Linked DNA regions of Mus musculus: regions 1, 2 and 3 are each linked to region 4. The links are chromatin loops, found by intact Hi-C in ENCODE. Cell type or tissue: heart. All regions are shown on one strand. Region 1 holds the start of Zfp729a (zinc finger protein 729a). Region 2 holds the start of Zfp455 (zinc finger protein 455). Region 3 holds the start of Zfp874a (zinc finger protein 874a). Region 4 holds the start of Zfp748 (zinc finger protein 748).

Evidence for each region. Peaks named below come from ENCODE experiments on the same cell type or tissue, not always from the same donor. Only the 100,000 strongest peaks of a DNase experiment are listed, where the experiment ranks them.
Region 1: it touches region 4 in a loop (4-fold over the local background); 2 of 42 quality-filtered maps call a loop at or near these places.
Region 2: a loop joins it to region 4, with 1.9 times the contacts of the local background. A loop is called at or near these places in 2 of 42 quality-filtered maps.
Region 3: it touches region 4 in a loop (4-fold over the local background); 2 of 42 quality-filtered maps call a loop at or near these places.

The regions. Positions count from the first base shown.
Region 1 is chr13:67,633,103-67,641,102 of GRCm38, reverse strand. Zfp729a (zinc finger protein 729a) reads left to right here and starts at 3,322. Exons shown (of 4, transcript NM_183146.4): 1 at 3,322-3,456. The coding sequence starts at 3,421. In heart, a CTCF peak has its summit at 3,750; a DNase peak (open chromatin) is centred at 3,302; H3K4me3 peaks cover 1,135 bases; H3K27ac peaks cover 874 bases.
Region 2 is chr13:67,191,571-67,199,570 of GRCm38, reverse strand. Zfp455 (zinc finger protein 455) reads right to left here and starts at 5,065. Exons shown (of 4, transcript NM_001048204.1): 1 at 4,977-5,065; 2 at 912-1,038; 3 at 327-422. The coding sequence starts at 4,982. In heart, no CTCF peak of the experiment used is centred here; a DNase peak (open chromatin) is centred at 4,950; H3K4me3 peaks cover 967 bases; H3K27ac peaks cover 841 bases.
Region 3 is chr13:67,446,956-67,454,955 of GRCm38, reverse strand. It overlaps Zfp874a (zinc finger protein 874a), which reads left to right and starts at 3,332. Exons shown (of 4, transcript NM_177712.4): 1 at 3,332-3,444; 2 at 5,480-5,606; 3 at 6,040-6,135. The coding sequence starts at 3,439. In heart, no CTCF peak of the experiment used is centred here; a DNase peak (open chromatin) is centred at 3,315; H3K4me3 peaks cover 1,600 bases; H3K27ac peaks cover 1,320 bases.
Region 4 is chr13:67,548,570-67,556,569 of GRCm38, reverse strand. Zfp748 (zinc finger protein 748) reads left to right here and starts at 3,418. Exons shown (of 4, transcript NM_001035231.3): 1 at 3,418-3,539. The coding sequence starts at 3,534. 9430065F17Rik (RIKEN cDNA 9430065F17 gene) reads right to left here and starts at 3,368. Exons shown (of 5, transcript NR_131100.1): 1 at 3,317-3,368; 2 at 2,941-2,996. In heart, no CTCF peak of the experiment used is centred here; a DNase peak (open chromatin) is centred at 3,409; H3K4me3 peaks cover 2,112 bases; H3K27ac peaks cover 1,288 bases.

The DNA of each region.
Region 1 (8,000 bases), 85 kb before region 4:
TCTTTCATTCCCTCACAGGAATTCTCATATATAGAAAAGATAATATATTAGAATAGATATTTCAAACACATAAACAGAGCAAAAAGTTACAAACATATACAGAAAATTTTTTAATTTGATTATGAGAGGGAGAATAACACTTCATCAATTACCAAGAATAAACCCATCATAGATTGCAGTGCCTTACACTAATGCTGAAGTTATCACATTATAGGTAATCAATAAGGATTGGCAAGGAACTTGCAATAATTTTGGGGGGGAAGAAATTAACAAAAAAAACCCCACAAAAGCAAAAACAACAACAAACCACACACACACACACACAGACTAATTGGATTCTTCCTCAGTTATTGAGATGAACAATATTTTCGAAAGCTCCTACCTTTTACACAGATGGCAATAAATCAGGAGAAGCAGGTTATAAATCAGAAAACATAAGTAACATAATTCAGAGTCAGAAGTCAAATCAGAACTCTCATGTTTATATCAGATTTTTCTAAACCTCTTAATATAGTTCTCAATATGCAGAGAAACTTCTTTTGCATATAAAAACTTATTTCAGATGATTCTGAATAAAGACTGTTATTTAGACAATGGTAACTAATTGTCTTAGTCAGGGTTTCTATTCCTGCACAAACATCTTGACCAAGAAACAAGTTGGGGAGGAAAGGGTTTATTCAGTTTACACCTCCACACTTCTGTTCATCACCAAAGGAAGTGAGGACTGGAACTCAAGCAGGCCAAGAAGCAGGAGCTGATGCAGAGGCCATGGAGGGATGTTTCTTATTGGCTTGCCTCCACTGGCTTGCTCAGCTTTCTTTCTTTCTTTCTTTTCTTTTTTTTTCTGATAAGAGTCTTTAATATTCCCTCTGAAATTTCACAAGCCAGGCCTCCATCTTCTGCACTCTTCTTAACATTATTTTCCAAGCTCCTATAGAACATACCACAGAGCACTTAACACAAAATGGATCTTCTAGCGAAAAGTTCCAAAATCTTTCCACAGTCCTCCCCAAAACATAGTCAGGTTGTCAAATGAATACCCCATTCCTAGTACCAAATTATCTTAGTCATGGTTTCTATCCCTGCACAAACATCATGACCAAGAAGCAAGTTGGGGAGGAAAGGGTTTATTAGCCTTGCTTCTGAAAGGTTTCACAAATCTGGTAATGAATTACATGGCCATCGGACTGGTTGATTTTGTGTCAAATTGACACAAGCTAGAGTTATCACAGTCTATATCTTTTTATTGAAAACATAATCTTGTCTATTTCCTGAGGAACTGATTCTAATCTTTAGTGGTTTGATTATTGTATAACAAGGAGACACTGATAGTTTGAATATGCTTGGTCCATGGGAAGTTGTACTGTTAGGAGGTATGGCCTGATTTGAGGTATAGTCTTTCTACAGGAAGCATGTCAGGAGGTGTTGTTTGGATAACTCATATATGTGGTTGAGTCTGGCCAGTGTGACCCAGAGCCTCTTCCTTGCTGTATGCAGAAGACAGACCCCCTTCTGCTGCCTGCAGATAAAAATGTAGACCTCTCATTTCTGCCTAAACCTTACCATGCTTTCTACCATGATGATATTGAACTGACTCTCTGAAAATGTAAGCCAGTTCCAATTAAATGTTTTCTTTCATAAGGGCTTATCCCTAACTAGCTTACAAGTAAAAGAGGTTCAGACTCGAGGTTATTTCATCTGGCTTTGACAAGTACTGGGGTTCAACCCCTAATTTACTCTTCCTCTAACTGCTTTCTTGGCTACCTTCCCAGTGGTGTACTTCAGATACTTAATGTTTCTCCCAGCCATGTACACCCCCCCCCCATGGCAGCTCATCCTCTTCACCCATTCTTCCTCCTTTTCCTGGCCTCTTTTCCTTCTCTCTCTTCTCCACCCCATACCACCTAACTCAAAAGCCACCTACTTCTAGTCCTTCCAGTAATAGGCTGTACCAAATTTGATTTAACTAATAGTTTTCAATCAAGGAACAAGGTTTGCACAACAGAACCTTTTAAATGTGAGAGGTCCATGGTAAGCTTAGACCTTCAGATATAAAATTTAGTATTACAATACATAGCAACATACCAAACCTCAACACATACACATATTGGAAAACTAACTATGCTCAGAAATGTTAAGTCCTTCTGGTTGTTGGCAATGCCCTTCACTACAGCCATCAGGGGGATGACAGACCACTCATGACCTCATTCTAAACAGACATGCCAATCAAATGTCCAGGTGAATGTACTGCTTGTTGACTCTAGTTTTTCTAAGTTAAGGAATCTGTTCTGATCCCTAGGCAAACACACTCCCTAGAGAAGAAAAATTGGAATGGGATTTTGCACAGTCTCTGCTCTGAAACAGCTTGGCTTTGAATTATTGTGCCTCAGGGAAGTATGAAGACTTTTCTGTAATGCCATTTGTAGCTTTAACTCAAGCATGAACTACACAGGAATAAACCTTCCCACGAAAAGATGGGAATTCTCCATACTCCAAGTTTCCAGTCTAACTTCTTTAATACATCGACCTCATTTTACAGTGATATGAACATATTTCTGATACCTTTGAATTCCAGGAGGAACTATCTCGGTGTTCTGTTTAGGAGAAGTGAGGGAAGTGCAAGGCAGCTACCAGTAATGTTCAAGTATTATCAAATGTGAATGATGACAGGATCAGTGGAGACAGGAAAATCAATAAGGAACATCAAACCAAACACAGAGGGAAATTGAAGAGCCAGTACACACACCATTGTGATCCAAGGAGCTCTGCCCCTCCTCTTGGGAGAGATTCAGAGGAGGAAAGCAAGTGCTCAGAAAACACTTCGTGGTGACTCAGTTTGATTTCTAATTCTGTCTTCAGCACCTGGGATGGTTTTGATAGCATATTAAAGAGATAATGCCCACTCCTACATTAACTTCCTGCTTTCATATTTTAAATAAACAATGAAAGCATGAATTTTCCATTCGGTAGTAATATTCCATAAGTAAATCTGTGCTTTAAAAAACCAAGGGGAAAAAAAAAAAAGAAAGAAAGATCGAAGCTTTAATCTCACAATGTTTTAGCAGAGATAACAAGGAAATGTGATAAACATTACTGTGAAACTCAGCTCACAGGCTAACATCGCTTGCTGTAACCAAAGACTTTTTTAAAAGCCCACTTTCCCTGTGGCTGCCCATGTGCTGCAGCTTAGTTCTTTCCAACTTCAGCTGCCCACAGCTGGACCGCAAGGCAGGCAATGCACAAGACATCTTAGGTGGGGTCCCTGTAAGTCCTTCCAACTGACTTGTGGGAAGTGTAGTCCTGGTTCCTGTTTCGTCATTAGAAAGGGCCATCGGACTCGAACTTCCTTATTCTTCCTTCAAACTTCACTCCTCAAATGTATGCAGTTGTCCTGCTCAGCGCTGCATCTGGATTTCTGAGATGGAGTTCGGTGCAGGGACCAGCGCCTTCTTTCAGGTCTGAGGGGCTGTGCAGGGTGGCAGGTAGGGCACGGAGGGAGCTGGCTCGGGCTTGTTGAGAGGCAGGAAGCTGCTGACCTGGAGATGCTGTGCTGACCTAAGCTGGGCCGCTGCGCCTGGGCACGGGTTTGAAGGGGAGAAGGTTGAAAACAACAGGATGGCAAGGGCAGGCTGGGTCTGCTGACTGCCTGTTCCCGAGATGCTGACGGGAGCGCACTCATCATTACCTAGCTGACCCGTTCTCACGTGACTGTAGTCAGATTCTCAGGGCATACAGAGCACTTGGACTTGTAGCGCCCTCTGTATGTTATGTCCTGGAGACTACTCCTGGTTTGAGCTCAAACAGCTTCCTAAAGTTCCTAGTGTCCAAGGAGCAAGAATCCTGTGAGGGAGGGCAAACTGTTGTGTGGGATGTTAGTTCCTGTTCCTTTGGAATGAATTGTTAGACTCACGGATGCCCTGATTCAAATCACATTTTCTGATAGACACCTTTGTGACCTGAATGCGACAATACATGGCTATAAAACCACAAAATAATCTTGTAGTTGGTATGAACCAGTGTTTGCACAATCCAAATAAATAGGATTTTACACTAAAGATTAAAAATCACTAGACAATAATACCTCAACAGTTCTGAGTATGTGTTGTGTCCAAAATTTTGACTCCTTTTCAGATGTGAGAGACGACTTGGGGTGATGAGAGATCACAGGGTGGCACTGGAAAGTCTGAAAGGGAAGGGGGAAATGCCTCTGCTCATCTGCCAGGCTCTGTGCATTGCTTTCTAATCTGCCAGACTCTGTACATTGTTGTCTCTTCACGTGCTTTTCTTCCTAGAGTTCACGTTATCAGCAGTGTCTGAACTCTTTTAAATTTTCTTTTGTCCCTCAATGTGACATTCAGGTTTAGTGACACACCCTTAATAGTTTTAGAAAGAATTCTCCAATTTTTTCAACTGTATTTGAAAAGCTGTAAGATAGGGAAGGAGAGATGGCTTATTGGTTAAGAGCATGCCTATTCTTCCAAAGGTCCTGAGTTTAATTCCAGCAACCACTTGTTGGCTCCCAACCGTCTATTATTGGATCTGATGTTCTCTTCTGGTATGTCAGCAAAAGAATGCTCATATAAATAAATAAATAAATATTTTGAAAAGTTGTAATATAAATTTCAAAAGCCGTGGCACTCTTGGGGTCTTATGATTTACACATAGTAGGTTTATGTTCATGTAAAAATGCACAGTTCTCCTCTTAAAGGGCTAAGAGAATTGTTTAGTCCACAGCTATTTGAGTAGCCATGATCTAAGAACATAGATTTAGTTTAAACCAAATTCCATACTCCAACATGGAACCAGTTTCATGGTTGTACAGAACAAATAATGTCATTGACCAAGGAAAATTTGAAATACATTGGTGTGAGTCTGATAGAGGCATGCACTATGAGACATTGGAGATATTTTCAATGTCTAAGATACCATCTGATGAGATTTTAGCTTTTGGATTGATAGAAGCTCATGTTCTGCCTAGTCAGTGGATTCTGGGAGGTTTTTATCTATTGTCACAAGCTGTGTGGCCGACTACAGAGTGAGGCAAGGACTGACCCTGAAGGTAAAACCAGCCCAAGGTAAGACAGCTAACCCTAAACCTGCAGAATTCCAGGCTCTGCCTCTCAGTGAACTTCCACGTGGGCCATCAGACTCTGCACCCACAGACTCCTTACAAGAGTTTTGCATTCACAGAATACACACAGGTTTTTTTGTCTGTTTGGTTTTTTGTTTTTGTTTTTTGTTTTCAGGATTTCTCCTCCACAGCCCCTCCCCTATCTCAGGGGATCTTGCTTATATTATCACTCTTCAGTCAAACCAAGTGTTTGTGAGCCAGAGCTGGAGCCTGACTTACAGCATTCAAGTCTACTGTCAGGAAGCATGGGCTTCAGACCACCTTGTCCTAGCTACTGGAATTTTCAATGAGTTTGCAACCACATCTAGAATAAATAAACATTTCCTAGTTAATGATGCTAATCGGTAGGGAAAATATAACAGTATATGAAGTCGGGAATCACATGCTACCTTGTACACCAAAACACATTCATTACAACATAGAGAGGGTACAGCAGGGTGCTCATATATAAACTTACAGACACCAAATAGTCGTATATTTTCTATTAATCAGCCCTATGATAGACAAGTGAGCTAAAGCCTATTGTGTCATTCATCTCTGTGTTTTGGGGGAGGAATCAGGAATCCTGGAGTTCAAAGTCATCCTTTCCTTCATAGCCAACTCAGGGGAGCCTAAGCTACTTGAGACCCCTTGATTTAAAAGACTTTTAAAGCATACTGTATTGGGTGTAGTAATTACTTCTGTTGCTCTCAGTTCTGAGCACCAGTGACCTAACTAGAATCCATCCACTTGATATCTTCCTAATCCTAAAACCTTACCAATCTAGTATTTTGCTAGCATCCTTTTGTTAATGACTTGTGTTGAAGATCAGGATCTTGCTTACATTTACTGTGCAAGCAGTTAGGGTGGGGGGCATTCTCTCTGCCTTGCTTGACTAGCAGGGAATGTTAGCCTTTCTTTGTACTCTGACTATTCTCTATTATTTTCTGTCCTGACCCCATGGGCTGTCTGACTTTACCTGAAAGTTTTCAGAACATCTGACTCTGCCAATGGAAAATGACAACTGCATCTACCACTGTCTGTCACATGTGGTATCACCGCCATCCAGGCAGTAATCTGTCAAGGTGGGTTTCCTTCCTCTTCCTCAGGGAGGAGTCCAGTCTCCTATGCTTGCAGTCCTGCCCTTTTCCTCGAGGCTCTTTTCATTTCATTCTAATACTGTGAGCGATGGTATGAATAATCGACTCACTCATTTTAACAGACTCAGGCAGCAACCTTGTTATGTTAGACAGGTCGTTCTGGGAAACTCTGAAGGGTCCTGTGTTGGGTGATGTCATTCAGTTTCTGGTCTGGGCTGTGTGCATGTCAAGTGGCCATGAAAAGAATGCAGAAACCTCATTTGTACTGATTTTGATGGGCATCAAAAGAAGAAAGGAATACACCCGAGAAGCACAGGTTGATGTCATTTTCTGCCTTTAAAATATGTCTGTCAGTGAGTTCAAGGACACTTTTCTTTCTTCTTTCTTGTCCATTCATTTGTGTATTTAGCTACTTTTCATCCCAATCACAGCCCCCCCGCCCAGTCTTCTCCCAGGACCCCCTCCCATTGCCCCTCTCCCCATGCACCACTTCCTTCCTCCCCGACCAACCCCTACTGGCACATGTAGTCACTGGAGGAGTAGACACATACCTTTCCAATGAAGCTAGGTGAGGCAGCCCAGATCGCGACTCAGGCTCCACTGTCAGGAAACAGGGTCAGGGATAACCTCCACTTCAGGCTTTGGGAGATCCATATGAAGGCCAAGCGGCCTTTGTGCTACATATGTGTGGAGGTGAGCTGTGGGTCTAGTCCATGTATGCTCTGTGCTTGGTGGTTCCCTCTCTGGAAACCCACAAGGGTCCAGGTTAGTAGTTGACTCCGTTGGTCTTTTGTGGAGTCCCTACCCTCTCCCAATCCCACAATCCTTTCCCCAACTCTTCTACAATATTCCCTCAGCTCTGGCTAATAATGTTTGACTGTAGGTCTCTGCATCTGTTTCAGAGAGTCGCTGGATGGGTCCTCTCAGACGACAGTTAAACCAGGCTTGTCTGCAAGCCTAACAGAGTATCAGTGAAAGTTCTTATCCATGGAAACTGTCCACGTTGGGCCCATCATTAGTTGGCTATTTCCTCAGTCTCTTTTCCATCTTTGTCCATGCACTTTTTGTAGGCAGGACACATTTTGAGCTGAAGGTTTGGCATCCTCATCTCTCCCCTGGGAGTACTGCCTGGCTACAGGAGGTAACCATTTTAGGTTGCATCTTCCCTAATGTTAGGAGTCTCAACTAGTGTCACCCCTATAGGCTCACAGGAGCCTCTCCCATCCCAGATCTCCAGCATATCACATAAATGATCCCCTTCCTCAACCTGGCCCACCACCAAATTTTACTCATTCTTTTGGCCCCTCTCTCCCAGGCTTTCCCTACACCTGATCCTTCATCCCCATATCCTTCCCAATCCCCTTCCTCTCCATCTACTTCTGATGACTAATTCCATTCTGAGTGAGAATCAAGCAAACTCCATTGGGCCCTCCTTTTTATTTAGTGTGTCTGGATCTGTGGATTGTCTCTAGGGTATCTTTGTAGCTAATATCCACTTATAAGTGAGTATATATTATGCATATCTTTTTGGTTCTGGACTATGTCACTCAGGAAGATGAAGTGCAAGTTTCTAGTTTCTTTAAATTCAGTTGTGTCATGTAATGTTTTGCTGGAAGCTGTCTCGTCAGAGGGCATGTGATGTTTTGCTGAGAGCAGATGCTTGAGAAGGTGGGTGATATTTAGAAAGAAGATAAATAGAACCCCACACACAGTGAGAGGGTGCTTCTGCATTGATAGGACCTGCAAAGCTCTGCTGGTCTTCACTACATAGAGAGAAATGCACCAAAGAA
Region 2 (8,000 bases), 360 kb after region 4:
TGGAACAAGTCTGCCTTAACACCAGCAAATAAATGACTCCGAGTCTAACCAATACTCAGTTGCATTTCTCTGAGTTTTACACTACAATAGAGACTCAGCAACAAGAAAAACCTTGGAAGTCCCTGCAAATACATGCACAGGGCACACTGTTTGCAAAATATAAATCCTAAGAGACTTAAACCACCATAAATGTCTGAGAGATGTGAAGGAGAGACCGAAAGAATGATGTTCATAATACATATTTCAAGGCACATATGGGAAAGCCAGGCCAGTTGTTGGATCTTTGGACTTGAAATCTGTCCCCTGGTCCCCACATTCCTACACACCTGGGTACACAGTGGCTGCTGCTTGTCTCTTCATATCCCAAGGCCCTTGTCTTTGCTCCAGAAATGTCACCAGGAATGGCTTAGAGACAGCAAGACCTGTTTGGAGAACAAGAGGTTAAGATTGATTAAGTGTTCTTTTACTCTCTCTTTCAGAACAGTGTTTATAAGGAAAGACATGATACAATAAATAACTGCAGACAATTAGTTCCTTCAAGGGTTTCTGACATGGACAGTAAAATACAGAAAGGAATGTACAATATCCTGATTCTGAGTTTCTTTAGAGGGAAAACATGAAACTGAATAGAGAAACAATTTCATTAACAAGTGTGGTCCACGCCTGATGCCGGTGCATTTCTAACAGTCCCACAAGAGCAAAGGAGGCATGCTTCCAACACAGACATTTCAAACACAGCGAGGAAAAACAATGACATGTTTCTTAGCTGTACAGCAACCTCCCTAATTTTTCTTCAAATGATGGATATGAAACTCGTTGTTGAAATACTTCCATGAGATATTGTACAAAGCAGGGAAGCTACATGTTGATGGTTGGGGTGAGATAGGAATTCTCTAAGATACAATGCTCACCCAGGAACACAAGGTGGCTGAAATTCTCCAGCATCACGTCCCTGTACAGATCCCACTGAGCAGGCTCCAGGCATTCCCACTCTTCTGGAGAGAAATCAATGGCCACATCCCAGAAGGACAACATTTCCTGAAATGAAGACCAATGAAAAATCCCACACCTGTAATTAATTAAAACCACTAATGAACTCACAGCAAACCTCTGGTTTTTACGTAGACCTCTGATGCTCATACTCAAACTGCTCCTGCTCCAGAAATATTCCCTGGCTATTATGTGCAGAAATTGTAGACATACCTATTGGGTCAGATCACAAGGTCATACATAGTCCTCTGCACTTTGGTAAGCTTCAGTTTTCTGCAGAGCTCTCTCTGATGCAGCCAGAAGCGCTTTGAACAGTAAGAGCTACACACTCATGTGTAGGAGCGCTTTGAACAGTAAGAGCTACACACTCATGTGTAGGAGCGCTTTGAACAGTAAGAGCTACACACTCATGTGTAGGAGCGCTTTGAACAGTAAGAGCTACACACTCATGTGTAGGAGAGCTTTGAACAGTAAGAGCTACACACTCATGTGTAGAAGCGCTTTGAACAGTAAGAGCTACACACTCATGTGTAGGAGTGCTTTGAACAGTAAGAGCTACACACTCATGTGTAGGTCTAAGGAAAAGCAATCAGAATGCAGTGAGAGCTTAGGATGCTTTAGTAACATGTCATTAGTATGTTCCCCTCTAAGGTTTCAACCTAACAAGTCACCTGCGGCAGCTTCTAAGCATGATGTAACTTCTATTGATGAGGCTTTAAGTCCCATTGGACAGCTCCTGCATATGTCAAGATATTGAGTGGCACTGTGGCATCTTTACAGCTGGAATGACATACAGGATATTGCTGTGGCCCACTGGTATAAGAGCTAAGCAGGGCTATTGATTGCTTCTCTCCCTTGGAACCTGGCAAAGCACCTTCAATGCGTATGGACAACTTGTCCCTCTTCAGATCTTCATGTCAGATCCAGCTGCAATGCCCTGAGTCTTGTGTCTGAAGTGCAAGGTGATTGCACCCTTGGGAGGAGGGAATAGCTATTGTCACAAGACTTTATAGGACAACTAAAATATATCCTCTTTAAAGAATGACCGCACAGAAAATAGCCTTTTGTCTAATGAGCAGAGTTCAGCAAAATGAAGAGGCCAGAAAATCTCCAAAACACCAGCAGAATGAAGCACTTTGGTGAACAGAAGATTCTCAAGGGAAAAGAAATTGAACTGTCTTGAAACCTTCTTTAAAGCTGGTAGAGAAGGGTCCTGTCTCTACAAGTAAGTGAGAACAAACGGATTACACCCTTTTCAACCACAGGATCACCAAGTCCGTGGGAAAACCAGCAATGTAGGGAATGGCAGGAGCCCAGAGCAGAGCAAAGATGAAAACAACTCTCTGTGAGAGAAACACAGCATGCTCACAATGGAGCTACCATGTCTTGAAATCATACAACTCAGGAAATGGAATAAAATGTGAAAAATATGAAAGACCAAATGTAATCATCTTTGTTTTCCCTCTGAAAAACATTCCTTATATAACGATGATTTATTTTTAAAATAAATAACACATTTGTTCCATACATTAGGCCTCTAGATGTATTTTTGGATTTTAGTAGTCTGTATATTGTTTATGTGTCTTCTTAAAGCACCAGTAGGTGGAGTGTATTCAGTAAAGGATGGAATAGAGAATATGAAAGAACTGATCAGGCAAGCAGACACAGCTGTTAACTCATTATATGTCACCTTACTTGAAAAAGACTATGGAGGACTCTGTGAAGACAGAGAGTTTCTTTTCTTTTTTTTTTTTTTTTGGTTTTTTCGAGACAGGGTTTCTCTGTGTAGCCCTGGCTGTCCTGAAACTCACTTTGTAGACCAGGCTGGCCTCGAACTCAGAAATCCACCTGCCTCTGCCTCCCAAGTGCTGGGATTAAAGGTGTGTGCCACCACGCCCGGCTAACAGAGAGTTTCATAACAGAAAATGACAATGTATTGAGGATCTGCACTGCTCAGGTTTATTACTTGTATATGTGTTTGACAAATGTTCAAATCATGTAACTTCTCTTCATGGCCTCTGACATACACATGCAGATCAGCAGGATCTGACTGTCATCACCAAACACACCTCCTCTCCAGTTTTCCAGATATGACATGTCTAACACAGCAAGGTTCATACATGAGTTGTACAGACAAGTAACTCCTTCCCTCATACTAACATTAAGAGGCCTGGGAGATCAGGGGGACAACTACACACCAAGGGGACCTGGACTTAAACCTGTGCAAGAGGACGGCATCCCACACTAGCAGTTTCCTTTACTGGTTGCAGACAGCAGTACCCATGTGAGGGACAGTGGAGGACGTGGGCTTGTTCCAGCTAACTGTAAGAAGCATTTGCAAGCAGCTAAACCTCTGGGACAGGAACACAGGAAGATATCCCAGAAAAAGAGGCAGAAAATGACACATGAACATAAACTACAGTAGCCTGCATCATTCAAGAACTGCAGAAAGGCAATGAAGAAATGATGGAGTCTCTGCCTAGATATGGACGGAGCAAACTGGAAGAATTCAGGGAAGACCAGAAGAAAGCATCCTCAGGTCATGGCAGAATCTAACACAAACTTAACTATCCAAAAGGAGTGAACATTCACTGTCAATAGGAAGAATAATCAAGCAAGGGAAAGAGGAGAGTCCTTCCTCACACAGTAAATCCAAACAAATAGTCACCCAAATGTACCATCTTTAACAAGAGCATGTTAGTGAAAACAAAGTTTGAATCCCACATGGATTGGGTCGGCAGAAGGGAAGCATGTGTACTTTGTAAGACACCAAAGTGTTGATTGCAGGGGTTTTCCACGGCTCTCACTGGAAGACATGGAATGAATCATAGAGAGTATTTCTCACGTCCATCAAGCATGATTAAATGTTTTCTGACACAGACTGAGGTAGCCTACATTGGCCTTGAATTTGCTATCAAGCAGGGGTTGACCAGAGGGTCCTGCCCCTCCCCCTCACAAATACAGAGATGACAGGAATGTGCCTCACAGTAGGCTCAAGTGTCTTTCTATCACAGGTCTGTTTACTTTAAGTCACAAGAATACACACAGGTCTGTGAGCTCTTCCTTACCCTGCTGACCTGACACAAAAGCCTGGCCCCCTAAAACAAGGCCACGCGAGATTTTCACCAGATACTAATACCCTGCTCATAAACGTTCTCAGGTTCAAGGCCTGATCAAGGCACGTTGACATAATCATAGTGTGCCAAGCAGACATTGTGTCTTATTTACAATTATTCAACCCTACTTTATGAACAGGAAACCTATCCAAGGTTTAAGGAAACCCAGCCCTCAAGGTAAAACCAGGTGGCAGGTTGCCTGCTTTGCTGACTTCCCTCTGTGTATCCACTACATGTGTTTCCTCACCTATAGTCAAAGACTCTCAGTGACCTCCCATCCTGGCAGATCTCTCTGCTCTGTTCCAGATTTTCCCATCTATGACCTGTTGGGACTTGGATTTTTATTCTCTCTTAATTCCTTAACTGATAGGGAAAATGAACATAATCAGGACCGTAGGAGGAGGCCAGGTACAGAGGATAGTGGGGCCAGGTACCCCATTTGCTCTAAAGGTACTGACTGGGGCATCTGACAGCATCCACCTGAGAATGGGGCAGCTAGGGGAGCATGCTTCCCAGCAAAGCTGTCAAAGAGTTCCCAGCACTGCCTCAGGTGCAAGTAGTCATCTCACCATCACTAGCTTGCAATCCTGACCCCTGCTACCAGTCTGTTCCTATGTCCAAGACACCCTGCGGTGTCCTATGAAAACCCTCACCTCAGACACAATCCCAATCGCCCCATTCCTGGTCCAGAACTGCAACCTCACGTGACCCAGCCAGATCAGCACAACAAATCCCAACAGCTTCTTTTCTTCCGTTCTCCCTCCAAGCCCAGGTCCGCTCAGTCCCCACCTTCCCCACACCCACTCTCCCCGCCTTTTCCCAGCCCGATGCTTGCACAAAGCCCCAGGCTGTGCTGTTTCATGAACCAACCTCCATGACAGAGACAACAGGCGTGTACAGCCGTTCAGGACTCTCGCAAAAACTTTGAGGAAGGCACAATGTACAAAACGAAAGCTAAAGTGGGATTGCCTGGATGGCTCCTCGTGATGGCACAGTTGCTTGGACTACATATCCCAGAAGTCTTTGCGAAGCTATTCCTGGAACTGAATGTGGTCTTTCCCTGGTCTTAGATTTGTAGCCTTCTCTCTGTTTTCTTTACTATTATACTATGGTAGGTACTATGGTAGGTACTTGGCCTACTTTAAAGCGCTCGACTCTAATGTAGACTCTGTCATAATACTCAGTATTGCAAATAAATAAATAATACTTGTTCCTTTGCAATTACACTCTGCATGAGACATACATGGATCAGATTCCACATCATGAAAAACAGTTTTGTGTAAATATTAGGATGTATATACTGTGGTTAGTTGGTCAGGGACACATTGAGAGTATAGATCATTTAACAAAGTTAAAACTTTAAAATGTTAATATATATTTAAGAAATTCCTTTTTAGTGGGAGCTGTACTACAATTTTAACGGTCTCCAATGGTTGTTCACAAACACAGGTACACATAAGCCACTGGGTATGTTTGCCCGTTGTTGATGTTGTTGTTCCTTCCCCTGCTCAGATTACACTTGGGAGGACACAGCTCCTGAGGTCACACTGGTATGTGTACTGGCCACTGGCCCATTATCCATTGTTAGAATTCTCTCTGCAGAGGTCTGATCTTTCTTACTCAATTTCCTTTCCCTGCTCTGATCTACAAGTGTTCCTATGTGACAATATTTTGAAAGTCAAAGCATCTGCCCTGAACTAACCTCAGTTTCTCAAAATCAGGACAGAGAAATGATTATTTCAAAAACAAATCAGAAATATCAAATAAGTTTATTGGAATTTGACAATCAAATACGTTAAAAAAAAACACCATACTCTGTAACCTGGAAGCCTCTGAGAGTTTCACTTTCATCTGTTTCTAAGAAAGACAATTCACTTCTCAACATGCCCATAGACTTTAATAGTCCCAAGACAGTCAAAGCCCAAAGTCTCTTGATGTTGTAATTCAATCAATTGCTTATTTCAAAGTGCTTACAAGATTACTCCTTCAACCTACCATGGACCAGTGGAAACCTGCCTTTTCCAAAAGGAGGAATAGTGACCAGGCAGGGAAGGATAAGAATAAGTTCGAGAGGAATGTGCTGTGAAAACCTAACCCCTACATCATCATATGCATTGGGTCTGTGGTTGCTGAATCATTTGGATGTCAAAGAACAGTGTCAACCTAAACTTCATCTGTGTGTTCTAAAGCACAGACATCCCCTTTCTAGATGTTGCTATGTTTCTAACATGAGGCTATGGTGGGGTTCCAAGTCCACTTAGCTGTCACCTGCATGTTTTATGAAGTGTGATCCCACCAAGATATTAGGAAGGACAGTATACACCCTACCAGTTACATGGTGAAGCATTTCTCTTAGCATGGCTGCAAAGCTCCATGCTGACCTACAGGATGCACCTCAGAGCCTCCACAACTAGTACAACATATACAGTGCTGTCCAGTTCTGCTTTCATCTAGGTTAGTATCAGGCCCCAAGAGAGTTTCCTTTGTCGCTGTGTTCTGAACCTGGAGAGCTTTCCTGAAAGTGTAGTTATGAGCATAAAGTCCCCACAATGGGCTTTCCAATGAAATCAAAATTTCAAATGAAATTCCACTTCCACAAGGCAGAGACTTCCATGGATGTGCTCTTGTCACAGAGGAGATTTAATGTTGGCTCTGGACAAAGTACCAGGATTGCCCATCTCTATAACAAGAATAGGGGATCTCACAATGTCTATAACTTTAGATTCACTGAGGTTGTAGAATGAGAATAGTACCCTACAGCCTCATACAACTGATGCTTCGGTCTCAGTTGGTGGGAAATATTTGTGAAAGAGTGGGAGGTGTGACCTTGTCACAAGAAAATGTCACTAGGCTTTTTCATTACACAATAGCATGCAGTTTCCAGTTATCTGTATGTGCTCCAGTGTGGATCAAAGAGTAAGCTGTCTGCTCCTACACAGGACCATGACTGCCTGCTTGCTGCCATGTTCCCTGAAGTGGAATGACTTCTCAGCTCTTCAACCACCAGCAGGAAATCAAACTGCTTTATGTGTTTCCACCACAATGAATAAGACACTCCATTCTGTGATTTTTCCAGTGAAGAACAGAAGAAGAGTCTGCTCCCATCAGACCAGGGTGTAATGACAGACGTAGGAAAGATTCCACCCAAGACTCTATCATGAATCAAGAGTTTACTAGTTTTGCTGACAGGCATTTGATTGAGAGATAGCACAGGAATACAGGTGGCTCAAGGCAGCGACATGTGACTGGATTCTGGGTAAGAACTCAGGAAAGTTGCATGCCTGCAGACGATTCTTGTCTTGTAGGATGCTGCAGTGATAACAGGGTTCTCAGCCTCTATAGTCCTTAATGTTTATATCAGCTTCATCAGTGAGACTCCTGTGAGTCTTGTAAAGAACTCTGAATTCCCCATGCCTACTCACAAGCTTACTTTCTTAAGGCTAATGAAGCCCACCTCCAAAATGTGATGTTTCCTTGGAATGGAAACTGATGTTGGTCAAGTCAAAAGCACATTCATGAGTGAGAGACCAATGAATGCTTCTGTTCGGCACTGCCCTTACCGTCGAAGGACTACTGCTAAAGTGTAGAGACACACATATGTAGAGACGATCTTCTTTCCTAGATGATCTACCAGAAAAAAATCTCATAAGAAACATTAACAGAAAATTTCTCCTGCATGATTCATGAACTCATCATGTGAACAGTCAATAATTCTAGGTTCCTGAGTCTGAAAATCATCAACACTTGAATAACCTTATCAGATATTGGTGTCTGGAAGTGAGTTTCAGAGATAATTATCTTCCCTGTCGTATATTGCTTTGGAACACAGTCTTTAGATGAACCTGGTCGATGGTAGTCTGTATTCCCCATAGGTCAATCTGGACATGAGGTAGT
Region 3 (8,000 bases), 100 kb after region 4:
TGCAAAGCTTCTGTAAGGCAAAGGACACTGTCAATAAGACAAAATGGCAACCAACAGATCTGATAGGGGGGGCTAATATCCAATATATGTAAAGAACTCAAGAAGCTGGACTCCAGAAAACCAAATAACCCTATTTAAAAATGGGATACAGAGCTAAACAAAGAATTCTCAACTGAGGAATACTGAATGGCTGAGAAGCACCTAATAAAATGTTCAACATCCTTAATCATCAGGGAAATGCAAATCAAAACAACCCTGAGATTCCACCTCACACCAGTCAGAATGGCTAAGGGCAAAAACTCAGGTAACAGCAAATGCCGGCAAGGATGTGGAGAAAGAGGAACACTCCTCCATTGCTGGTGGGATTGCAAGCTGGTACCACTCTGGAAATCAGTTTGGCCTTTCCTCAGAAAATTGGACATAGTACTACCAGAAGATCTATCAATATCACTCCTGGGCATATACCCAGAAGATGCTCCAACATGTAATAAGGACACGTGCTCCACTATGCTCATAGCAACCATATTTATAGTAGACAGAATCTGGAAAGAACCCAGATGTCCCTCAATGGAGGAATGGATACAGAAAATGTGGTACATTTACACAATGGAGTACTACTCAGCTATTAAAAACAATGAATTCATGACATTCTTAGACAAGTGGATGGATCTGGAGGATATTATCTTAAGTGAGGTAACCCAATCACAAAAGAACACACATGATATGCACTCACTGATAAGTGAATATTAGCCCAGAAGCTCAGAATACCCAAGATACAATTTGCAAAACACATGAAACTCAAGAATAAGGAAGACCAAAGTGTGGATACTTCAATCCTCCTTAGAAGGGAGAACAAAATACCCATGGAAGGAGTTACAGACACAAAGTTTGGAGCAGAGACTGAAGGAATGAACATCCAGAAACTGCCCCACTTGGGGCATAAACAACTACCAAACCCAGACAGTATTGCAGATGCCAACAAGAGCTTGCTGACAGGAGCCTGATATAGCTGTCTCTTGAGAGGTTCTGCCAGTGCCCAACTAATACAGAAGTTGATGTTCACATTCATCCATTAGACGGAGCATAGGGTTCCCAATGAAGGAGCTAGAGAAAGTACCCAAAGAACTGAAGGGGTTTGCAGCCCCATAGGAGGAACAAAAATATGAACTAACCAGTATCAGCAGAGCTCTCTGAGACTAAACCACCAACCAATGAAAAAACATGGCAGGACTCATGGCTCTAGCTGCATATGTAGCAGAGGATGGCCTAGTCGGTCATCAATGGGAGGAGAGGCCCTTGGTCTTGTTCTGTGCCCCAGTATAGGAGAATGCCTGCGCTAGGAAGCGAGAGTGGGTGGGTTGGGGAGCAGGGGGAGGGGGAAGAGGATAGGGGATTTTTGGAGGGGAAACTAGGAAAGGGGATAGCATTTGAAATGTAAATAAAGAACATATCTAATAAAAAAGATTTATTTATTTATTATGTATACTTTACATGTATACTGCTTATGAGTACACTGTCACTGTCTTTAGACACACCAGAAGAGGGCATCCGACCTCATTACAGATGGTTGTAAGCCACCATGTAATTGCTGGGATTTGAACTCAGGACCTCCAGAAGAGCAGTCAGTGTTCTTAACCTCTGAGTCATTTCTCCAGCTCCCTCTCCCTTGTTTCTTGCCTGGGGATCCTAAAAGTCCTGCCTCTATCTCCCTTCCATCATTGGCCACTGTTAACTCTATTTCCCAACCAGAGCCAACTGGGGGCAGTGTTCCTTTAGCCTATGTGCAGGACACTGGAAACAGGTTTTTGAGTAACCTGATTAGCATGAGAACTCAAGCTGCTACAGTTTTCTCGTGGTTTGGTTGGATCAGGATAACTAGGGCTTGCTGTCTGTCATGGGGTAGCTGTGCTTTGGAGGTGTCACATTGGCCTGGTTCGTGTTGATTGTGTTGTTTCGAGGGCCTTTAGCCATCTAGATGCTTTTGCTCCATGGATGTTCTCATTGTAGCCGGATTGAGAGGAAGGTGAACCTGGATGGTCCTGGTGTGGCAGGCCTCTGATGGGCTGCCTTGGGCTGTATGGTTGCGAACCTGTGGTTCTGTATGCTTCAGGAGTCTCAGGTTTGATGAAGGTGGGCAGATATGTGGCAGGAGAATGGAGGACCTCTCGGATGGCGGGCTGCTCCAGCAGCTTGGCTTGCCCCAGAGGACTCAGATAGCAGGGAAGAAGGGTTGGGGAAGGGAACCTTACCTGTGGTTCAGGAGTCTGATGGAGGTGAAGGAGAGGTGGCAGGAGAGTGGAGGTTCCCTGGGTAGTAGGCTGCTCAGAGCAGCTTGGTTTGGCCCAGAAGGGATTCTGTTATTTCCAAGGAAAACTGCCAATATAACATACTATTTCCCTCTCTCCTCCTCCTTTTTTTTTGGGACAGTCCCAGTACAGGCCTCTGGCTCTCCTAGAACTAGAGTTTCTCCTGTCTCTGCCTCCCAAGTGATTGAAGGCATATCCATAACATCTGGCAAGTTCCTTTTGTCTATTTTTCTATTTTTTTTTTGCAAGCTTAAGTAACATTTTATAATATGTAGAATGAAGATTAAAATAAACATATTGATGAGCAACAACTTGTAAACTTAACAAACAAAACATGGAAAGGCTTGATTCACAAATATCTTCTGTGATGAATCTGGATATTTCTGGTTTTGTTGTTCTTTGTTTTGTTTTGAGACAGGGTTTCACTGTGTAGCCCTGGCAGGCCAGGGACTCACTGTAAACAAGGCAGCCTGGAACTCAGAGGTGCCTGAATTTGCTTGCAGTGAGCTGGGATTAAAGACACCGCAGGCTGTGAATCTTGAATGTCAAAAGCAGCCTGAGTCCCTGCTTTTGCTCTTTGTCCTCTGTGAGGAAACTTTATTGTGTGCCGGGCACCCGCTCTTAAATTACTAAAAGATAAGTTCCTGGCAACTTCCCTCCTCCAGAAAATTGTAAAACTCTTTTGAAATGATTAACGCATGGTCTGGTTTCTGCAAACTAGCTTATTGCCACTTAACTGGCAGTGAGGTGGTTCCTCAAATAGCTGTAAACTCCACGGAAATTAAGGAATTAAGAACTTTACAGTGAAAATCCGGAAAAGCGGCACCTTACATAAACATTCGGCTCGTTAGAACTGGACACAGTTCATGGTCTCCTTGTTTCCTAAGTAGGTGACACTACATTGCAGACACACATCAATGTAGAAATCCAGGACCTTTAAATAATACAACTCACTCTCCTAGGACTCCTGCAACGCCATCGCACAGACTTGTGGGAAATGTAGTCTGCAGCACGGTGACGTCACAGGTCTGCACTTTTAGTAAACAGTTCATCTTTTAGTAAGCATGTGCGGCTCTTATCCAAAGCTGGGCCAGACTCTGGTCCTGCTGTGCTCTCCCGTTGGATCTCTGACATGGAGGTTGGTCCAGGGTTCAGTCATCCCAGGGTCTGTGCGGGGTGCATAGTTCCGGAAGGAACAGGGACCGGATGGAATGGGAGCTGGGAAGAGCTGATTTGGAGGAGCTTTCTGGACAGGGCTGGTGAGAGGGCGCTGCGGGGGTTGGTGGGACTGACCCCTGCGTTAGACTGACAGAAATCAAGGAATGGAGAAGCTTGTAAGTTCAAGGATTGCCTGGGCAGTGTTGGCTGGGTGAAGGTCTTTGCCTGGGCATGGTGATTCTGGGCGTACACTTTCCAGCTTTCTGGTGGAAGCATTAGCTGGGTCACTCTCACGTGGATATTACTGGATCTGTCAGTAAGTTTAGTTAAGAGGAGATCTGGTCCTTTCTGTACTTTATGGCTGTCTGTCACGGAGTTCAAGACCACTGAAAAAAACTCCGAACAAAACTAGGAATTATGAGATAAAACCAGCCGGGCGGTGCTGGCGCACGCCTTTAATCCCAGAACTTGGGAAGCAGAGGCAGGCGGATTTCTGAGTTCGTGGCCAGCCTGATCTACAAAGTGAGTTCCAGGACGGCCAGGGCTACACAGAAAAACCCTGTCTCGAAAAACAAAACACAAAAACACACAGAGAAAGAGAGAGAGAGAGAGGGAGAGGGGGAGGGGGAGGGGGAGAGGGAGAGGAGAGAAGAGAGGAGAGAGAACCAAACAAAAAACAACCCAAACTGCTTTATTTAGAGCCACAATCTCCTTTGCCAGTTTGAGAACTGCTGCAAAAGGGAAGATAGGGGTTGGAATTTTTAAAGGCACACACCACAAGTATCTCAACTCTGGGGATTTTCTGCTATGTGGGTTTTTTTTTTTTTCTTTTTTTGGTTTTTTGTTTGCTGTTTGTTTTTGTTGCTGTGTTGTACAACAGCTTAGTTGGAAATGGAGCTAGCTTTTAACTATCACACATGCAATAACTCTTGTCTTGCTTTGAGGTGACAGAAATTGCTAGGTTCCAGGGTCAGAGTTTTGCGTACTGGAGATTGAGGTGTGTGATGTTTCCTCCACTTACCTGGAAATGAATTGTGAATTTACAGATGGTTCACTTGGATTAGGAATCTCTCGTGGAAAGTGTTTAATTCCTCACTTGAAATGACACAGATGTTTTCTGAAAGGATATTGAGCTGTTTCTCAGTGGAGGATGAACTAAAATCTCCCTAAGTAAAACAAGAGATAAAACTTTTGCCTCAGAGGTTGTAAGCCTGAGATCGAAAAACCTGTCACAAGGTGTTAACAAAGGACACCAGAGGTGCCCTCGTGTTAACACTGCACACACGCTGCCTGTTTCAGTTGGTCAAACTCTTTTGTAAATGTACAGTTCTGATTTATAGGTTTTGTGTACATATTGTCTGTCCAGAATGACTAACCTACTGTTGAACCAAACATCTATGTTCCCCAATAAATTCTCTGTGTTTCTGGATGTCATAGCCTCTTCAGTCTCTCCTAGCTGAGAGACTGTAAGTCTGGCCCTGCTGTGAAGAAGATTTTTTTTTTCCCTTCAACATCTCAGTGTTAGATCCTGGTTTTCAACATCATAACAAGAATGTCTACTGATCCTTACATTAACATCCCCATCGGAGGGCATAACAATGCCATCACAGGAGACTCTGAGAGTTGCATTGCCATAGCAAGCCTACATGTGGAGTGAAAAATAATAGAAACTACCAACTCTCCCTATTCCATCCAGGATGGTGATGTGAGTGTGTGAACCCCTTTCAGGATGGAGACATGAGCTGGTGTGAGGCCTGATGGCTTAGGGATTTTACTGATTTGGAGGGAGCATGAAGGTCTGTGAAGGGAACACAGCCCTGTACACCTGATTGGCGCACGGTGGGCTCCTCACCCTGTCCTTTGTGTGTGGTTTTGTGTTTTGCTGTTTTTCAGTCAAACCAAGGGTTTGTGACCTGGAGACTGGCTTATGACTCTGCAGTTTATTTGTATGTATTTTATTACTAGTGCTTTAAATTGATTAACAGTGTGATATCATTCACTTGTCCTTATTTCAGGAAATGCTGTCCTTCTGGGATGTGGCCATTGATTTTTCTCCAGAAGAGAAAGAATGCCTGGAGCCTGCTCAGTGGGATCTGTACAGGGATGTGATGCTGGAGAATTTCAGCCACCTTGATTTCCTGGGTGAGGATTGCATCTATCTTCTTCACCATCAGTGTCTAGCTTCCCCCTTTGATGCAATATCTCACTGAGTTTTCTATTATATCCTTCCTTTTAAGGAAATAGTGGGGAGACTGACCTATAGCTAAAAATCATCTTGCTTTCTCTTCTGTTTGTAACCTGTGTGTGTTGGAAGTATGTTTCCTTTACATGGGAATCATAGAAAGTTAATATAAATATTTTGCAATTGAATTTTTAATGTTTTCCCTTTAAATAAAGGTCAGTATAAGTGCCTCTTCAGTATTCCAATATACCAATCAGAAACATGTAAATAATTAATTTTTTTGATTTTCTAACTTCCATCATCTCTTTTCTTATAAGCAGTATTCTAGACGGAACCATACTAGTCCCAGTAGAAGAACACTCAAATAATGTTGTTCCTCTTTCCTACAAACAGGTCTTGCTGTTGCTAAACCATACTTGGTAACATTTCTGGAGCAAAACCAAGGATCTTCGGGTGTGAAAAGCCAAACATCAGCCACCATTCCTCCAGGTGTGTAGAAGTGAGTGGGTCAGATGATAGATGAGACATCCAAAGATACGAAGGAAAGCCAGGATTTACCATGAACATTGAGACATTTGTTATGGTAGAAATTATTTGTAAGGTATTGCTTTTAATTTCTTCTGCTATAATGAAAAGCCACTCAGATGTTTACAATGGTTAAGGTATCAAGTTTATAGTTCCTCTCTGGTAAGCTCTGCTTATATTTAAGGAACATGCAAAGTTCTTCATTTTGTTGAGTATACATTATAATGTAAGACATAGAGGGATGCCACCCAATGCTCGTCAGATAAAGTCACACTAAATCATTTACTTGCTGGCTATGAAGAACAGGCTGACCTAAAAAGAACTTTTCTTTTCTTTTCTTTTTTTTTTTTTTTTTGGTTTTTTGAGAAAGGGTTTCTCTGTGTAGCCCTGGATGTTCTAGAACTCAATCTGTAGACATGGCTGACCTCGAACTCAGAAATCCGCGTGCCTCTGCCTCCAGAATGCTGGGATTAAAGGTTGTGCCACCACTGTCCGGCAGAACTTCTCACCCTGAAGGGAGGCATTGGCCTTACTCTGTTTTGGCTTGGGTGAATTTTAATCACTGCTTCTATTTCCTTAGGGCATTTAGGTCTATTTAAATTATATATATGATCTTGACATAACTTCAGTGAGTGGTATCTATGAAGAAAATTATGCATTTATTTTGAATTTTCCAATTTTATGAAGTACCAGTGAAGTATGACCTAATAATTCTTTGGATTTCTTTGGAGTCTGGTGCTATGTCTTCCTTTTTTTTAAAATTCTTTTGATTTTGTTAGATCAGATGTTCTCTCTGTGTCTTTTCCTTAGTTTGGGTAAGAGTTTGTCCATCTTGTTGATTTTCTCAAAGTACCAACTCTTTGTTTCCTTGATTATTCCTGCCGTATATCGTCTTGGGTATGTTTGCTTCTTTCGTTCTAGGGCTTACAGATGTGCTGTTACGTTGGTAGTCAGAATGAGATCTCTCCAATGTTTTTATAAAGTCGTTTAGTGTGGTGTTCGTAGGACGACTTTACTTGTGACCCATTAATTTCCATATGTTAGGCATTCATTTTCATCCAAGTCTAGGAATTTCTTTCCATTTCTTTCTTACTTTCTGCCTTGACCCAGTAGCCATTCAGTAGAGAGTTTTCAGTTTCTGTGAGTTTGTAGGCTTTCAGTTGCTATTGAAATCTACCTCTAATCCATGGTGGTCCAATAGGATACAGGGAGGTATTTCAGTTTTATTATATCTTTTAAATCTTGCTTTGTAACTGGGTATATGGTCAATTTTGGAGAAGGTTCTGTGAGATGGTAAGAAGAAAGTATATTCTTTTATGTTTGGATGACATGTTCTTTTGTATATATTTTAGGTACATTTGATTCATAACATTTGTTGGCTCCATTTCTTCCCTGTTTTTGTCTGGATGACATGTCCATTGGTAAGAGTGGGGTACTGAAGTCTCCCACTATTAATATGTGAGGGTCAATGTGTGATTTAAGTTTCAGTATAGTTTCTTTTGCAACTATGGGTGCCCTTGCTATTGGGACAAAGATGTTGAGAACTGAGATGCTGTCCTGGTGGATTTTTCCCTCTGATGAGGATGAAGCATCCTTCCCCATGTGTTCTGATTAATTTTGTTTGGAAGGTTTTTTTTTGTTAGATATTACATATTAGAATAGCTACACCAGCTTGTCTTTTAGGTCCATTTGCTTATAAACTCTTTTTCTAACACTTTAATCTGATGTAATGTGCATCTTTGATGTTGAGGTGTGTTTGTTGTGTGCAGCACAAGAATGGATCATGTTTTGCATCCATTCTGTTAGCCTTTTACACTTATTGGAGAATT
Region 4 (8,000 bases):
AATGACTGTGAAGTGTTTAAGTCTAGCAAGTGAATTGGAAGGGGATCTAGGACAGTTTAAAAGGAAGTTCTCCATACTAACAAATCCATTAAAAGGTGCTGTGAGAAATTATTATCTTTCAAGCAATGCCCTCACTCTCGTCTGGTTTGAACCAGAGCTAAATAATTTCAAAAGTTATTGGTTCTAGAAAGTTCACAGGGAGAATGGGTCATAAATGGAATTTCTGGATTAGTTGGTGAACCTGTTTAACTAATTATCAGTGTTCATAAAACATCTGGAATAGATGGTAAGTAGTTTCTTAGCTTTTTAACCCCTTTTTCTCCACTAAATTCATTTCAATATTATGCTGATTTCCTAACTTTAAAAATGATCAGTAACAAGCAAGTAAACTGAGTTTAAAATGTATATAAAATGGAAGAAACATAGATTGGTAAGGCCGCTGTCCATAATTCCTCCCGTGCACTCACAGCAAACCTAAGTTGAAGATACAGAGAGAGTCTGGTCCCGTACCATCTACAGGGAGCCAACTCCTTCCTCTTCTCTGCAGTTCCACAGAAGAAGGTATCCATAGCCATTAGCAGCTCAGCATGCCTGCTTCAGAGAACCTTCTCTCTGCCCCGTTCTGCCTTCACAGTAAGATTGCATCTCTCTGAAAACTTTATAATATCTAGATTCATGGGGGCAATCACTAAACTGGCTAAACTTTGATGAATGAGCATCCGTATTTATATCTCTCCTGTTGTTTTTCCACAGGGGCAGGGGGCACAGAATTTTATTGTGCTCTATCATCCTTCCAGGCATTCCTTGCCATAATGTGCCCTACCTCCAAATTGTGAGATAAAATAAAACTTTTCTGTCCTTGAGGGTCTTGTGAGATACTTTCTGAGAGAAACAGAGAAAGTTATGATAGATAGCTATGATATTGCACAGTCTCAGAGAGGACAAGCAGGGATTGAATGAGTACAAGTTTTTCAGCTATGCAGTTTCAGATTTGCCTAGGCTATATGAAAACCTGTCTCAAATATAAAAATGGTTACAATTCTTGATAATTAAGGTACTGTACTGGCTGGTTTGGTGTGTCAATTTGACACAGGCTGGAGTTATCACAGAAAAAGAAACCTCCCTTGAGGGAATGCCTCCATGAGATCCAGCTGTAAGGCCTTTCTCAATTAGTGATCAAGGGCGGGAGAGCCCATTGTGGGTGATACCATGCCTGGGCTGGTAGTCTTGGGTTCTATAAGAAAGCAAGCTGAGCAAGCCAGGGGAAGCAAGCCAGTTCCATGGCCTCTGCATCAGCTCCTGCTTCCTGACCTGCTTGAGTTCCAGTCCTGACTTTCTTTGATGATGAACAGCAATGTGGAAGTGTAATCTTGGTGGTCATCTCGTGATACCGGCATCTCCAAAACACTGCTGTTTTCTGCTGCAACTAGGCTTCACCAATAGCCTCTCATAGGCTCTCTTTATGGTGCCAACCCTCAACTCCAACTTGCTTCATGGTCATGATGTTTTGAGCAGGAATACATACTCTGACTAAGACATACATCTGTTGAATTTTTAAATATTTTTCTATGGCAAAATTTCCAGTTCAAACTTACATAAAATGTGACTTACATCCTGGGTGGTATGTTTACTAATTCTATGTAAACATGAGAATATTGCAAAGTGAGACTGTCTGCTGCATGTATTCTGGATAAATGATTCTCTCAGAAAGTGGTCATTTGTGTGAAGGAGATGGGTGTTGTTTTTAGAAGTTATGTCCTTCTAAAATGAAAGCAAAAAGGACCAAATACCCTGTACCTGACTGTGTGCTTTCATCACTAAGGCCCAAATATTTGTAAACCCTGAGACTTCTTAATCACACTCTTCTCTCCAAATTGAATTCATATTTGCAGAGACTGTATTATTCATTCTTATCTATAGAAATATTGGCATTTGTGTCACCTAATAGTTATTTTTATTTTTTTCTATATGAGTACACCATAGCTGTCTTCAGACACACCAGAAGAGGGCACTGGATTGGGATCCACAGATAGTTGTAAGCTACCACGTGATTGCTGGAATTGACCTCAGGACCTCTGGAAGATCAGTCAGTGCTCTTAACCGCTGAGCCATCTCTCCAACCACCCTCCCCAACCAGTTATTAAAACTCCTTCTTAAACATTTCAGGGAAGAATAAAAAAGGACACAAGTAAGTTTCTTTCTTTCTTTCTTTCTTTCTTTCTTTCTTTCTTTCTTTTTTTTTTTTTTTTTTTTTTTTTTTTTTTTTTTTTTTTTGGTTTTTCGAGACAGGGTTTCTCTGTATAGCCCTGGCTGTCCTGGAACTCACTGTGTAGACCAGGCTGGCCTCCAACTCAGAAATCTGTCTGCCTTTGCCTCCCAAGTGCTGGGATAAAAGGCATGCGCCACCACTGCCCGGCAGGACACAAGTTTCTTATTAAAAAAAAAAAAAAAAAAAAAAGACTTTCCTTCTCAGCTGAGATTTAGCTTCCTTGTGAACCACTGTCCGTCACGAGTCCAGACTCTTCTTTCTAAAAAGGTTTGTTCTTTGGTCTTTGGCATGACCAGTACAGCACTAGATATTTACGAGGAGATAGGAGGTCCCAATGGTGCCAATCTATCTTTATTCATTCATTCATTATTTCTATGTTCCCAGTTAGATTCTCTGAGTTCTTTACAAGTGAATTCTAGAGAGCTGGGCTTTTAATTTTGTTCTATAATTTTAAATCATATCTGTGCACCTTGACCTGTGCACTACACTGTATGGATTCCAATGTTCACACTAAGACTTTTTTTCCAGCTGTGGCAAACTGGTTATTTTATTTAACTACAGGACGAGATTGTCTATTGTAGTGGTGTATTTATAACTAAAGCCTTCTTCATCCCAGGCAAGCAGGGACTTTACCCCTAAGATGCTCAGTAACCCTTTTTTGTAGTTTGTACCTTTTGCCCAGGTTATCCTTGGATTTGGCATCCTTCTGTCTTAAGCTCCTGAGCATCTGCGAAGACACGGAGTGACAAATAGGCTGATTGTAAAATCATCTTAACAGAAAGTGGTCATTTCCATACAATTTTTTGCTGATTTATTTTAAAGTTAAATTGAGTCAACGTGAATTTTACATATGGAATAAACCTCATAATAAGTAGACTTTGAGTTTTAAATCAGTACAGATTGACCAGAAATAATCAGCAAACATTAGAGTCAAAGGCTCGACTCACATTCAAACATCTCCGGTAGTGAACCCGGGATTTTAAAAGCAGCCCGACTCCCTATGGCTGTCCCAGTGCAAAAAATGCTCGCGTTCCCATCCATCCTCACCTGCAGAGGTGAAGAAACACAGGAAACACACACGTCACCAGCCTGTTTTCCTGGCGCCTCGTCGCACAGACTTGTGGGAAGTGTAGTCTTCCGTTGGATCGCTTCACAAGGAGCCATTGTGGAAACGGCACTTCCGCATTGCGACTGCACTAGTGCATTTTCTCTCAAAGTTGGGCGATTCTCTGGTCCTGCTCCGCGCTCGGCTTGCATCGCTGACATGGAGGTTGGTCCAGGGTGTCGCGTACCGCTGCAGGTCGGAGGGACCGAGGGCGGGTCCGGCCCGGAGGCGGCGGAGGAGGGGTGGCCCGGAGGCGGGAAGAACAGACTTGGTGGAGCCCTGCTGACCTAGGCTGGGCCACAGCGTCTGGAAGCCTGCTGGGGCCGGGGAGAGGGCATGCGGTTGGTGCTGGAAGTGAACGCTCTTGTGAGCTCAGAGTAGCTGCCTGGGTCTCTTATAGAGGCTGTATTGGTAAGAAAGGAATTGGGAATATGAAAATCCAGGATTGCTCGGACAGGCGGGTCTGCTCGTAACCTGTACCTGGAAGTGGTGGTGGTGGACTCATACATCTCAGATTGGCTATGGACCCACGCCTTCCCCGCGCTTGTCAGTTTTCTCAGGACACCTAGACCAAGTGGAGATCTGGCCCCTCCTGTACTTTATAGCCGGCCTAATACTTTTAGTTTGTATTGATAGAAGTTCATAGAGTTACTAGTTTCCAAGGACGGAGAGTTTTGCGAGAGAGATTGATGCATGGGATGTTAATCCCATTTTCATTGGAACAGAGATTTATGGACTGCCGTTTTAAATAGGAATACTTAATGATCACTGCTGTGACCTGAATCCTCAGACTAACACCCCCATGCAGAGCTAGAATGATCCCCTAAAGGAAAAGATTCTAGCTTTGCAAAACAAGAAATTACTGATCCTGCACTGTACTGGAGAAGAATAACTCATCCAATTCCATTGGGAATTATGATGCCATTAGTTTGTGGGAGATGAGTTGGCTAGAGGCTACAAGGGTGTCTAGGGATTGACTGTAAGGGGACAGAGGTGCTTGAGTTTCTCTGGGAAAGAGAAATAGTCCTGCCTACCTGACCGGATGCTTACAGTGCTCTCTGATCGATCCCATGGTTTTCTCCCGTCGTTGTCCACTGCATACTGTGTCTAAAACTGTCACTAGTTGTGGGATCTGTGTTCCACGAGTGCCCTTAAACAGTTCGTCCGGAACCGTTTCTCCCAAGTTTTTATACTGGGTCAAAAGAGTAAGAGATGACTTTAAGAGCTATGGTTCACTCGGGATCCTGTAGTTTTTTCACAGTGGGCTGCTCACATAGTCTTTTGTTTGTACAAGTGAAAATATGAGGGAAGGAATTACTCATTTTAGAAACTCACATATAGTGACGTTGTTGTATTACACATGTCGTCCTTACAAAGACTCTGATAGGAAAGTTTGCAGGATGGCGATGATGATGCTCACCATCCCCTGGTGATCTGTGTGACATCTGTTGGTTAACATGGAGAGAAGATACGGAAGGTATTTGTATAGATTTGGATGGGAGGAATAAAAAATGTGAAGCACGGATTTTTGTCATTTTTCTCCTTTTGGTTTATAAAGATTTCTGTTCTTGAGTCTGTCGGTAGTTGTTTTCAAATGCAAGTGATGTATTTTGAGTTGAAAAGTATGCGTCAGATTGTTTGGCAGACTTTTTCAAAGACACGCAGTTATTATCTTCTTTGAGGTGGCTTCATAAAAACAAATCAGTTGGATGAGAATCTGAGCCTCCACTGTTTACAGGATGGGCTGCGCTTAGTATTTCTTTAGGCACAAGTAGTAACATTGTACTGAATATTTAAGATCACTGTTAGATTTGTACAGATTTGAACAGATTAAAGCATGTGTTACTTACTTGGAATACATATTTAAAAAGCATATTAGTTTGCAAGTAAATAACACCTATGGTCTCCCATACCATGTTCAATGTTCCAAGTTGGCAAGATGTCAAGATGTGTTGGCTAAAACCAAGAATTAATGATGGCTGCATGTAAGGTACATGTGGGTGAAGAGCTGGGCCAGAGACCTATGAGTTGGCTACTTTATCATACTTTTGTTGAGGTTTTAAGGCAGCATGTTCTTTAATCCATAGGTAGTCTGTGTTCAAAATGGTGTCACTAGTAGCTAGAAGCTAATTGGAAATCCAGTCTTCTATTTGCAGCTAGCTTTTACTTCCCATAAGTTCCTGCTAATCAGGACTGTTTGGTTTCAATGAAGGAATATGTTTGAGGGGCACAGGCATGGTGTGCATGAGTTCTTGGACTTCTCCTTTCTCCATGCTGTTAGTCTAGGCTTGTGTCTAGGACCAGCCTCTATTCAAAAGACGGGAAGTTAAGTTTCATCACCTGGCGGTGCCATATCTCATAGGTAAAGAAAGTGGAAGATGTGTTTCTCATCTCTCACCTTGTGCTTTCAAGCTTTCATGCTTTCAGCAGAGTCTACTTTCTTAAGAGGTGACTGGGTCAGGTGACACAAGCCTTTAATCCCAGCACTTGGGTGGAAGAGGGGGGCCAACCTCATCCGCATGATGAGTTCTAAGACATCCAGAGCTACATTTTGAGACTTTGTCTTAAAAAAATGCAAAGGGGTGGGGGCTAGGTGGAGACTGGGTTTAGCCATCTTTCGTCATCCTGCTTGCGACTTAAGAGTCATCTGTTGCCATCCTCCTCATTGAGGTTTCCCTCTGCTGTTTTGATGGGAGGCTCTTTCCAATGCATAAGTTTCTCTCCATTGCAGTTCTCCCACAGGCTCCGGTTTCTGTCCTGTTGACTTCTCTGCTCTCCAGGTCTGTTAGAGGGCAGCTTTGTTTGTGTGTTCTTGCTTGTTCTTTTTCTTCTGTTGTATGTGACGTACATCCCTCAGCTTCCCCAGCTGTTATTTCTGCTGAGGTTAACTACTAAGGATTTTACAGAAGCACCTCCTGGGTTAGGGGTTCTCCTTACCTGCTCCTATCAGAATATTTGCTTACCTGGCTTGCTTAGCCTTCTTGAATTTCTTCAGTGTTGCCTAGACTGGCATTTGTTGGAAGTTTTAATTAGTTTCCATCACTATTTCACATAGTGTAAGTTTAAAAGCCACATTTCTTAAAATGTAATTTTTTCTTTTTTTTAATGTGGGTTTTGTTTTTTTGTTTTTTGTTTTCCTAAATAAGAGAGGTCTTCACATCTCACAGGCTAGCCTTAAACTCCCTGTGCAGATGAGCCTGGCCTTGAGCACCTGGTATTCCTGCCTGTACCATCCAAGAACTAAGATTATAAACACGTAAGGACATTCTGGTGTCCTTCTTTTCTTTTATTCTGTGTAGAGTGTTCCATAAATTCATTACACTCATGGCAGGTTTTTTGTCTCCCCCCCCCCCCAGTCCTTGCTTTTACTTTCTTCTTTATATTCTTTTTTTTTTTTTTTCCTTATTGAATCTGTTTTTGTGAAGGTAGGACCACATACCATGCTATGCCTATGTAGGAGCAGAATTTTGATGAAACACTGTGCCTTGGTGCCAGGGATCCACTTCATGTCATTACAGTGGGCTCCAAGTACCTTTACCTACTGAGTCTCCCCACAGGCCTTCAGTTGTGTGTGTGTGTGTGGTGTTTTGTTTTGTTTTGTTTTTTTGTTTTTTCAAGACAGGGTTTCTCTATATAGCCCTGGCTGTCCTGAAACTCACTTTGTAGACCAGGCTGGCCTTGAACTCAGAAATCTGCCTGCCTCTGCCTCCCAAGTGCTGGGTTTAAAGGCATGCACCACCACGCCCAGCTGCCTTAAGTGTTCTTACTGTCACTTTTTCATGCTCTTATAACCTCTGGCAGCTTTCTGTTTGAGGAGGCCTCCTTCCTTCTGCTGACTCTTTCTAGTGTTCACACCTTTGTTATTTCCATTCAGTAGGGCATTTTCAGCTCTGTCATTGTGCTTCTCATATTTTATTGCATGACTGATTTCTGATGTTCTTGTTTACATATGGCGTTATTATCTTAGCTCCTTATTTAGTTGTTTGAATCCTCCTTTAGATTTTTAACACAGGTTGGGTGTTCAGGGCATCTTTGAGATGTTTTGGTTTTCCTTTGTCTGATCCATGTTTCCTATTTGTATTCCTTACAGTGTTTATTGATATTTGGCCTTTGGGAATAACAGTGACCACCCATCATGAGCCTAGAATTTATAGAACCTTCAAATGTGTTGTAAGATATTAGATGCCTTTCTGTAGCGGGGAATTGTCAATCCACCCCCAGGGGATGATCACACTTTTTGTCACCTGCCCTACTCTCTGGATTTGAGAATAAAAGACACACATATACAGAGTTGTTTTTTTTTTTTTTTTTTTTTAATATGCCTTATTAGCTCAATGACTGGGCACTTCCAAATCTTTCCATGGCTAGCACACACTCCCCTCCGGTATTCCTTACTTAACATTTTTTAAAAATCTATATTTCATCTCTACTACCACAGACCTGATCTGGGGAGTGGCCTCTGGAGCCACTTTCCTGGATTCTTATATATCGGCGAACTCTTAATTTTAATCTCTCTGCTTCCTGGTCCTGGCATGGTACGTCCTACCTCCTCTCATAGCAGAATCCCTCTTCTCTCCTGCATTCTTGCCCAGGAATCCTAAAAGTCCTACCTCTTTCATCCTGCCC